2 separate regions of the Homo sapiens genome follow, and region 1 is linked to region 2. Evidence: read pairs that join two places in POLR2A ChIA-PET (ENCODE). Cell type or tissue: CD4-positive, alpha-beta T cell. All regions are shown on one strand.

What was found. ChIA-PET counts read pairs that join two places held together with the same protein. Peaks named below come from ENCODE experiments on the same cell type or tissue, not always from the same donor. Only the 100,000 strongest peaks of a DNase experiment are listed, where the experiment ranks them.
Region 1: POLR2A ChIA-PET joins it to region 2 with 6 read pairs; 14 of 35 experiments call an interaction of 5 or more read pairs at or near these places.

What each region holds. Positions count from the first base shown.
Region 1 is chr11:3,832,584-3,837,583 of GRCh38, reverse strand. All of the region lies in intron 1 of RHOG (ras homolog family member G), which reads left to right. LOC124902619 (a long non-coding RNA gene) reads right to left here and starts at 307. Exons shown (of 2, transcript XR_007062560.1): 1 at 1-307. In CD4-positive, alpha-beta T cell, no CTCF peak of the experiment used is centred here; DNase peaks (open chromatin) are centred at 553 and 2,838; H3K4me3 peaks cover 2,163 bases; H3K27ac peaks cover 3,800 bases.
Region 2 is chr11:3,902,947-3,907,946 of GRCh38, reverse strand. All of the region lies in intron 1 of STIM1 (stromal interaction molecule 1), which reads right to left. Among named protein-coding and RNA genes, the nearest start is that of PPIAP40, 12 kb to the right of the region's middle. RefSeq lists a silencer at 4,074-4,368 and an enhancer at 4,074-4,368. In CD4-positive, alpha-beta T cell, no CTCF peak of the experiment used is centred here; a DNase peak (open chromatin) is centred at 2,716; H3K27ac peaks cover 1,700 bases.

The DNA of each region.
Region 1 (5,000 bases), 70 kb after region 2:
AAGGAGTTGCATATCAGTACCTCCAAAGGCAACAGTGAACATCATGGCTCTGACTCTTCCTCCCCCAAGAGACTGCTCATAGCAGTGCCCCTCACTCTGGGCCCTTGTGTCTTACCAGCCTCAATTTGACAGGTCCGAGTAGTCTGTACATACATATCTGTCCAGGGATAGTACTGCCCTTTCCCCAAGCACAAGGACTGTTAGAGCTTGAGAGATAAGAAGGCAGAGAATGTTGGGGATTTTGCCAGGGGGTAGTAAGATGGGGGAGTACCCTGTCTCCTACTCCAGCTCTGCCTCACTGACAGTGGAAAATAGATGCCGGAGTTTCCTCCCTGGTGTTATTTTCCCTTGTGGAAACCCCCTCAGGCCTCGGGCGGGGCTAAAGGGACTGGGCAGCCCTGGGTCTCTCTGTGGGTATTTTCAGGTGGGGGTGCCAGGATTTGCAGGATGGCACTTCTGTACAGCCTCATGTGAAATTAGCAAAGGCAAAGGAAGTGCCACTTCACAGGCCTTTGGTGGGGCCCAGGGACTGCTGAGCTGCTGCTAGGCGGGGAGGAGGAAGCCAGTGTGCACCCTTCCTCTGTGCTGCGTGGGGGAGGGGGCAGCTTCCTTGGCTCCCCCAGCCAGAGCTGTCCTGGTCCTGAGGCTCAGCTTTTTTTTTTTTTTTTTTTTTTTTTTTTTGAGATGGAGTCTTGCTCTGTCACCCAGGCTGGAGTGCAATGGCGCGATCTCAGCTCACCACAACCTCCACCTCCCGGGTTCAAGCCATTCTCCTGTGTCAGCCTCCCAGGTAGCGGGGACTACCGGCATGCACCACCAGGCCCAGCTAATTTTTTTTGTATTTTTTAGTAGAGATGGGGTTTCACCATGCTGGCCAGGCTGGTCTCGAATTCCTGACCTCAAGTGATCTGCCAGCCTCAGCCTCCCAAAGTGCTGGGATTACAGATGTGAGCCACCATGCCCAGCTGAGGCTCACCTTTTATGGAACACTTAGGGTGCTGGGACAGTGAGGGAAGAAGGTTGGGAACTAGGACTTAGTGAAAGGGTCCTAGACTGCCCCCAGCCTTCCCAGCTACCACTGTCTCGTTTCCTAGTGGGTGGCATCAACTCTTCTCTTTTCCTACCTGCTGCTGCAATGTAGGATCCTCTCCAAAGGCTGAAGGATGAATGACAAGAGGTGGAGAGTCCTCCAGCATGGATTTTTTCTTTCTTTTTTTTTTTTTTTTGGAGATGGAGTCTTGCTCTGTGGCCCAGGCTGGAATGCAGTAGCATGATCTCTGCTCACTGCAACCTCTGCCTCCTGGGTTCAAGTGATTGTCCTCCCTCAGCCTCCTGAGTAGCTGGGATTACAGGCGTAATCCCACCACTACGCCCAGCTAATTTTTGTATTTTTAGTAGAGACGGGGTTTCACCATGTTGGCCAGGCTGGTTTCGAACTCCTGATCTCAAGTGGTCTGCCTGCCTTGGCCTCCCAAAGTGCTGGGATTACAGACGTGAGCCACGGCACCCGGGGGATTTTTTTTTTTTTTTTAAGGCTAGGAACTGGGCTCTCTTGGGTTCTTCCCTGCTGATGGGGAGAAAGGGAAGAAAGAGACTCAGCCCTTGGCCTGGTCCCAGTCCCACACTGACCTCATGTCTCCCCCAGCTTCCTCCTCCCAGCCCAGCTGCAGCCAGCTGCAGCCCCTTTGAGCCTCTTTATATCACCTCTCCTCTATTCCTCCCTTCAAAACAAACAAACAAACAAACTTGTAGAGCTTTGGAAGTGTTTCCAACAGTGCCCCTGTCCCTTGCCATGTCTTTGACCAAGGGTCCTCGGATATTCCCAGTCTGTAGCCTGTCGGGACCACTTTTCCTTCCCATCTTCCTCATCATCTCTGAGCTAGATCTGCCAGCTTCACCTCTCACCCTTCCAGTTGAAGACAAGACAGTATAGCTTATGTGTTTATTACCCCAACTTTGGGCTCTTCAGGGTGAATGAGAAAGAAGTTGGTTACTTATGTCTTGTGTCTTCTGGTCCTAGAGGTTCTTCCTTGTTCCCAGCATCAGAGTCTGTGGATTGATGGGGGAGGAGGGGTATGTCATTCTACAGCTTTTGCTCAGCCCTTCCCTGGGCTTCTGGAAATAAACAGAAGGTCAGACTACCCTCCCCCTGAAGCATCCAGTTAGTTCAGCACAATGAAAAGTACGGTCAATGCTGGGAAAGGTAAGGCAGAAGAGGGGGTTGCTGTGATGTCCTGGAGAAGCTGGGGAACAGTACTGGGCCTGAAGGACAGGAAGGATCTGAAGGGGGGTGAGTCGCATTCCAGGAAGAGGAACTCCCATATGCAAAGACATGATTGCATCGACTTCATTCAGTCATTTACTGACAGCTACTACATGGTGTGCTCAGCTTAGGGTGCTCAGCAAGGTCCAGTCAACCAGGACCTTGCCCTCTAGACACTCCCATTCTAATAACAAGAGATAAGATTCACATCAGCCTCTCCAAGCCTGTGAGAGAGACAGGGACCAGACTTTGGATAGGATAAGTCACTTCTGACTTGGATAATTTACGCTTTCCTGGAAGAGGCAGCAATGGTGCATGGTTCCATATTACTACTTGGTGTATTTTACGGAAGAGAATATGGAGGCCCCTTTGTAGAGGATCAGGATTGGAATGGCCAGAGATGGATTGTAGTTATAATGAGGTTCAGGGAGGGCTGCAGAAAGGGAGCCCCATGTTAGGGAGGCAGGTTATAGAAGGCTGAGGTAAGTTCCCATCACCTCCATACTCGCCTATCTTTTAAGAGTCCGTTCCTCCCCTCCCCCACTCCCAGTTGGGACACTTCCCCTGCTGTAACAGCCACAGAGATCTGGCAATCAGGCTGCTTCCTTTCCCTCCCCCATTCTGGGCCTGCCTGGGCCACACCCCAAGGCCAGGCCCCACTGGGTACAAGCCGGGCTCCAGGGACCACATTCAGATAGGGTTAGACCCCCATGGGCTATACTTCCTGCCGGAGCCAGGTCAGCCTGGTACTGGGAAGAGAGATTTTTGCCTATTTCAGGCATAGCTTTTGCCTGTCATTGCTGTCCGATGAGATTCAGCATTGCAGTCTTGTCTGTTGGGGGGTGGGCAGGGAGTGTCCGATACTGGGCTTCAGAGAAGTCTCTCCATATCTCAGTGATGAGGGCTGGTACAAGCAGATCAAAAGGCAATGGTTGTACAGTCCTGTGTGCCTAGCCCTATACTTAGAGGTTTTTTTTTGTCATTTAGTCCAGAGAAGCCAAGGCTTCAGTACTGAAGGGCATGTACAGCTGGGAAACTTACGTATGACTGTTGGAAAAGGAGAATCACACAGAGCCAAAGCAGGGTTAAAAGGGGTGGCCATGGGTGCAGTGGCTTACTCCTGTAATCCCAGCACTTTCAGAGGCCAAGGCAGGTGGATCACTTGAGGCCAGGTGTTCAAGACCAGCCTGGCCAACATGATGAAATCCTGTCTCTACTAAAAATACAAAAATTAGCTGGGCATGATGGCACATGCATGTAATCCCAATAACTCAGGAGGCTGAGGCAGGAGAATCACTTGAACCCGGGAGGTGGAGATTGCAGTGAGCTGAGATCGCGACACTGCACTCTAACCTGGGCGACAGGTAGCCATGCAATGGATATCCAAAGAAGAATTCAGTAACCTTATGCAACTGTGAGACTTAAGTTAGGCCTTAAGGAGTAAGGAAGATTAGAGAAGGGAGAGGGAATGGCAGCAGAGGGAAAAACAAAGAGTAAAAGTTCAGAGGCAAGAATGATCCTGGCTTGTTTGCAGAGGACATTGAAAATCCCTCTGGAACAGGGAGCTGGGAACTCACACTTGCAAAGTACCTACATTGTGCACATATTATACATTAATGCACTTAGTCCTTATAACAGTGCTATGTGGTAGGTACTGTACGTTGCCACTGCATTTGAAAGATAAGGAAATTGAAGCTTAGAGAGGCAAATCATCAGAAGCTCAGGGTCACACAGCTGGTAAGAGGCAGAACTAGGATTCAAACCCAAGTCTACGTAACTCTAATATCCCTTATCAAATTGTGAAGAACTCTGAATGCCAGTATGAGGGACCAGGCATGATCTGAATTGGGACTAAAAAGCCAGAATAAGTCATTGTAATTTGTCTAATAACATACAGATCTGGCCAGGCATGGTGGCCCACGCCCATAATCCCAGCACTTTGGGAGGGCTAGTCAGGAGGATCACTTGAGACCAGGAGTTCAAGACCAGCCTGGGCAACATGGCAAGACCCTGTCTCTACAAACAAACAAAAAGATGCATTAAAAATACAAAAATTAGCCAGGTGTGGTGGTGCCTGCCTGTAGTCCCAGCTACTCAGGAGGCTGAGGTAGGATGCCTTGAGCCTGGGAGGTTGAGACTACAGTGAGCTGTGATGGCACCACTGCATTTCAGCCTGGGCAACAGAACAAGACCTTGCTCCAAAAGAAAAAACAAAACAAAACAGATTGGCAACCATTGATTTACTAAATAACTTTTTTTTTTTTTGAGACATGGGGTCTTGCTGTGTTGCTCAGGCTGGAGTGCAGTGGCTACTCACAGGGACGATAACCTTGACTAGTGTACACACTACAACCCTTCACTCCTGGGCCCAGCCTCCCTAGTAGCTGGGACTGCAGGTGCACCACTGAGCTGGGCTTAATGATTCTTTTGAAAAAGCCACTTAGTGAATAAGTCATTGTTGAACCCCGCTCCAGATAGGTCACACTCCTGGTTTGGTGTCCTGCAGCACTGACATCCCTTCTTCCTGTTTGGCACAGTTTAGACTCTATATGCCCTCCTGAAATGGGCTATGGTAACTTATTCAACCCAGTTCAGGCCAGAGGATTTCAGAAAGAAGAGTTGTTTTGGGAGAGAGGATAAAGGTCTGAACTAGACCTGAGTAGGGAGGACTGGGCTGATCCCCTACCACAGATACAGGCATACTCAGTGCTTCCTGCCTTCTGGGATGAAAGGCTTT
Region 2 (5,000 bases):
TCACTGAGTTGAAATTTGACCAAAAGATCTGAAGGAAATAAGGCATGAGCCATGCAGAAAGTTAGAGTAAGAAGGAAGAACCAATGCAAAGGCCCTGAGGCAAGAGTATGTCTGTCTCTATTGTTCAAAGAATGGTAAGAAAGCCAGTGGGGCAGGGTGAGCAGGTGGAGAGGAAATGAGGCTAAGACAGTAACTGGGAGCCAAGTCATATGTGATCTTGTGGGCCACTCTAAGGGCTTTGGCTTTTTCCCTGAGAGATATGTAAAGCCACTGAACAATTTTGAACAGAAGAGTTATATAATTTGGATTTACGTTTTGAAAGGATCACTCCGGCTTCCTGTTTAGAATAAACTGTAGACAGGCAAGGGCAAAAGCAGGGCAATCAGTTAGGCTATTATCTCACCAGGCAAGAGACGATGGTAACGTGGATCAGGGTGGTAGGTGCAGAGGTAATGAAAAGTATCTGAATGTTGGATTTGTTTTAAAGGTAGAACCGACAGGATATGCTGACAGATTCCATGTAAGTGAAACTTGTTAAATTTAAAATGCCTATTAGATATCTAAAATGTTAATTAAGAGGTTAGATATGCAAGTCTAAAATTCAGGGAGAAATCTAAGCTGGAAACACAAATTTGAGTTGTCAATAAATAGATGATAGTTAAAATTATGTAAGTGGACTTTTAATGCCATGAGATATTCAATAAACAAAGCTCCCAGTGAATAGTAACTGCCATTATAACCCCGTTTTGTTCGTTTTTTCCCCCAGCTTCCCAAGCTTATAAACCCCTTTTTATTCTTAAGGTATTGGAGATAATTGCCAACTTCTAAACTTCAGTGCCCAACCTCTAACCCTGTCCCCACCCCTCAAGAAAAATTTGATTTTCTGATCTTGTATCCTTCTTTACTGTTGTCCTTCTTTTCAAATTTGCAATTAAAACATCAGATAAGTGAAGGCACGCTGGTGTTAAGTAGTAAAGGTACCAATTTTAGAGTTGGATTTAGGTTTGAATCTTCTCTCTCTCAGCCATTTACTAGTTCTGTGACCTTTTACCCTCAATTTTCTTATCTATACGATGGTACTAATAGTACCTATCTTAAAAGATTGTTATCTTATCGATGGTAAGACATCTACTTATTGCTTTATTCAACAAAAACTTACTGAGCATCCATTACATGCCTAGCACTGTGCTCAGCATTAGGGTTACAGCAGTGAACAGGCACTGGTACTATCCTCATGGAGCTTATAGCCTAAGGGACCATAGTATTTCTAAAGCACCTAGACAAAATTTAAATTTTTTTAAATCACCTAAATAAAATAAATATGTAAAGAACCTCACACAATGCCTAGCAAATAGTAGGTGCTAAGTGACAGTATATATTATTTTATAATTAAAACATCATAAGCCCTCACAGAACAATACGCTTTAGAATTGGCAAATCTTTGGAAATCAAAAGGTCCAATTTTCTCATTTAATAGAAGAGCAGATTAACTAGCTCCATAATAAACTTATTCAGGACACCTATTCAGTCAGGGCATATGCTAGCTGCTCAGGATACAAGGATGAGTAAAACACAGTCCCTACCTTACATCAAGTAAATATGCAAAGGGAGAATGACTCGCCTGAGGTAACCTAGTTCATCTCTTAGACTGGAAATCATGTCTTCTAATTCTCAGTGTTTTGCTCTTTCCACTGAATCAAAATTATTCAACTCAAATAAAAATACTTAGGAAGAAGCCTACCACTGTGCCAAAGAGAGTGCATCCTACAGCTCAGCAATTCCTCACGAGTAGTTTGTCAAAAAGGATAAGCCCCTCTGGGCCTGGAAGCTGATTCTTTTTTTCCTCTGTAACAGTCCATAGCACACAGCAGCTAGGGCCTCAGGGGCCCTGGTAAGAAGTTACAGAAAGATGCAGAAAAATAGAGTAAAAGCCTGAAACCACCAGAGCCACTGGTAAGTAAAGAAAAGGTAGAGCAAGGCCAGACCAAGACCCTCCTCCCTCATCCCAGATATTAAGTCATGTTCCCTCCAGGCTAGCACTAGCCCCAGAACTCTACCTTTGTCCCTCTAGGCCACCCACCCTGCCCCCTGCAAGGGCCCTCTTTAGAGTTTCAACATTAAGCTCCATTTAATGGAAAAAAAATAGCACTGGGAAGCAGAAAGAATACATCATGCAGTTCCAGAAACCTGGCTGAAACTGGCTCCACCACTAACTAGCTGAATGTTTCTTAACTCATCTGTTTCTGCATTTGGAAAATAGGGACAATACTCACTTCTGGGAACTGTGGTGAGCATCAGAGATGTGTCTAATGTATCTAGAAAAATGCCTGGCATGCAGCGGTTACTCAATAAATGGTGCAATGATTACTTATGAATGACAAGGTCTCCCTTGTCTGCCCCATGCTCTAGTGACCGCAGGCTTCAGCAGAGCAGCACAGTTTAAGACTCCCACAATAGTATGAAGTATTCAGGGAGATGTGGCACCTTCACTGGCTACATTTCTCAATCTCTTCTCCCCACAACCTATACCAGCTCAGGTCTCCACTCCACCCCTCCACCTTTAAAAAAAAAAAAAAATCTTTGAACCTGCCTCCTCTGCTGCCTCTTCAAAATACCACCCTCTTTCCTTCCTTCCCTCGCAACTATATTTCTCAAAAAAGTCTTTTGTTCTACATCTTTGCCTCATACTGACTCCCTAAGCCACAGCAGTCTAGCTTCTGTCCCCACCCCTCCACTGAAACTGCTGTCACCATGGTCACCAATGACTCAGTAGCCTCATTTCAGGCTCACCCTACCTGTTCTCTGCTGCAACAGACACTATTGCTTTCTTTTAGAAACTTTTCTCATTCCTGGCTTCCCAGACAGTACTTTCTCTTGCCTCTCTGATTGCCCCTCCTCAGGCTCCCTCCCTAACTTTTCTGTCCACACATATCAGAGTTCCTCTCTGCTCTATCCTTAACCCCCTTTCTTTCCCCATTTTATAAATTTTACTCAGGTGATCTCATCTACTTCTACAGTCTCTACTATTTCTTAGAGTTCATGATTCTCTCATGTCTATTCCTACCTCTCTCAGGAACTCCAAAACTCATGTCTTCTCCCCCAACTACCAGATATTTTCTCATGGATATCACCCATAACCATCTCAAGAGCAGCATTAACTTCCCCGGCTCTCTCTCTTGTATTCCATGTGTTAACAGCATCACAGTAATGCCCAGTCACCTAACACTGCCTCCTTCATCCTTCCGTCACACAATTTAAATCAACCCCCATGACCACTACCCTTGTTCCAGCCTCATCATCTGCTACTGCAAATCTTCTGGCTGCCTTCCCTGCCTCTAGTTATAATCTATACATTCTAAGCACAGGCATATAAGAGGTCTTCCTAAAAAAAACACTCTGGTCATGTCACACCCATCTTAAATATCGACGGTAAAGCTTAACTCCAATAGGATTTAAGCTCTTTACCATAAAATACAAGGTCATTCGGGATCTGGCCCTTCACACACACCCAGCTTCATCTCGTGCCACTCCCTCCAAGTAGTCCAACACTCCAGTTCAGGGAACAACTCGTCATTCACTGAATATGCCATGCACTTCCACAGTCACACTGCCCAGAATATGCTCCAGGGCACTCTGTCTGGCACAACCCTGGTCATCCTTACAGGGTGGCATCTTTGATATTGCTAAGTATTTAGACCCTCCTTCCTTTCTCTCCCAGTATATTTTCTTTTTTTTTTTTTTTTTTTTTTTGAGACAGAGTCTCACTCTGTCACCCAGGCTGGAGTACAGTGGAGCGATCTCGGCTCACTGCAACCTCTGCCTCCCGGGTTCAAGCAATTCTCCTGCCTCAGCCTCCTGTCTAGCTGAGATTACAGGCACATACCACCACACCCAGCTAATTTTTGTATTTTTAGTAGAGATGGGGTTTCACCATATTGGTCAGGCTGGTCTCGAACTGCTGACCTCGTGATCTACCCGCCTCAGCCTCCCAAAGTGCTGGGATTACAGGCGTGAGCCACCAAGCCCAGCCTTTCCCAGGACATTTTCTATGTACCTCTATTGTAGCACTTGTGACACTGTACAGAGTGCACTTGTTTATGGGTGTCTCAGTAACCTGCAGGTTGTTCATGGACACAGACTATGTCTTTCACATCTCTGCACCCCAACCCACTTGCCCAGCCTCTCAAGATAAGCAACCAGACTATCAGTCCTAACAGGGGATACTCCCCCTATAGCAGGAGAGCAAATTCTAATGACAACAGGAAGTCTCAATAGTTTCAACTTCCCCTCTTGCAAATGCTTCCAGATGGACTGACCCCACAAGAGCTATTTCCTACCTGGTTCCTGGGGCCCCTATGCCTGGTACAGCCTGTTCAATAGAAAGAGGAGAGCTTCCTTAAGGTTAAAATTCTTTGGAAAATGATTTCTAAAATGGGCTGAGCTGACAGGTAGGACTGCCAACTGACAGAGCCATCTCAGGAAGTAATTTGTGAAATAACTCCAAGACCTTTATACATCTTCCAAAGCAACTGGGATGGTTGCTACAACACCCTGTGGCTGGTCTTCTTGCCTTCCATCAAGGCTTGGGAAATTGCCCTGCATCACAATACTTACAAACAAGTTGCTTCACTAGGCAGAAATCTATAATGACTTCTCATTGCTTAAAACTGTAAACCAGAGTGATTAGGAACAAGCACACTGAAAACATATTACCTGGGCCCGAATCCCACCTCTACCACTTATTAGCCATGTGAGTTTGGGCAAATTATTTCAGTTCTCTAGGCCTCAGTTTTCCCATCTTTAAAACAGTAAAATAATAGTACCTACTTTCATAGGGTTGGTACAAAGATTAAATAAGCTAATCTGAATAAACTACTAATAAAAATTAAATAAGCTTAGCATTAAAAATGCAAAGAATAGTACCTGGCACATGGTAAGAACTTAATAAATTATATATAAACATGTTCAGGTTCCAAGTCCCTCTGTCATTCATAGCCTGA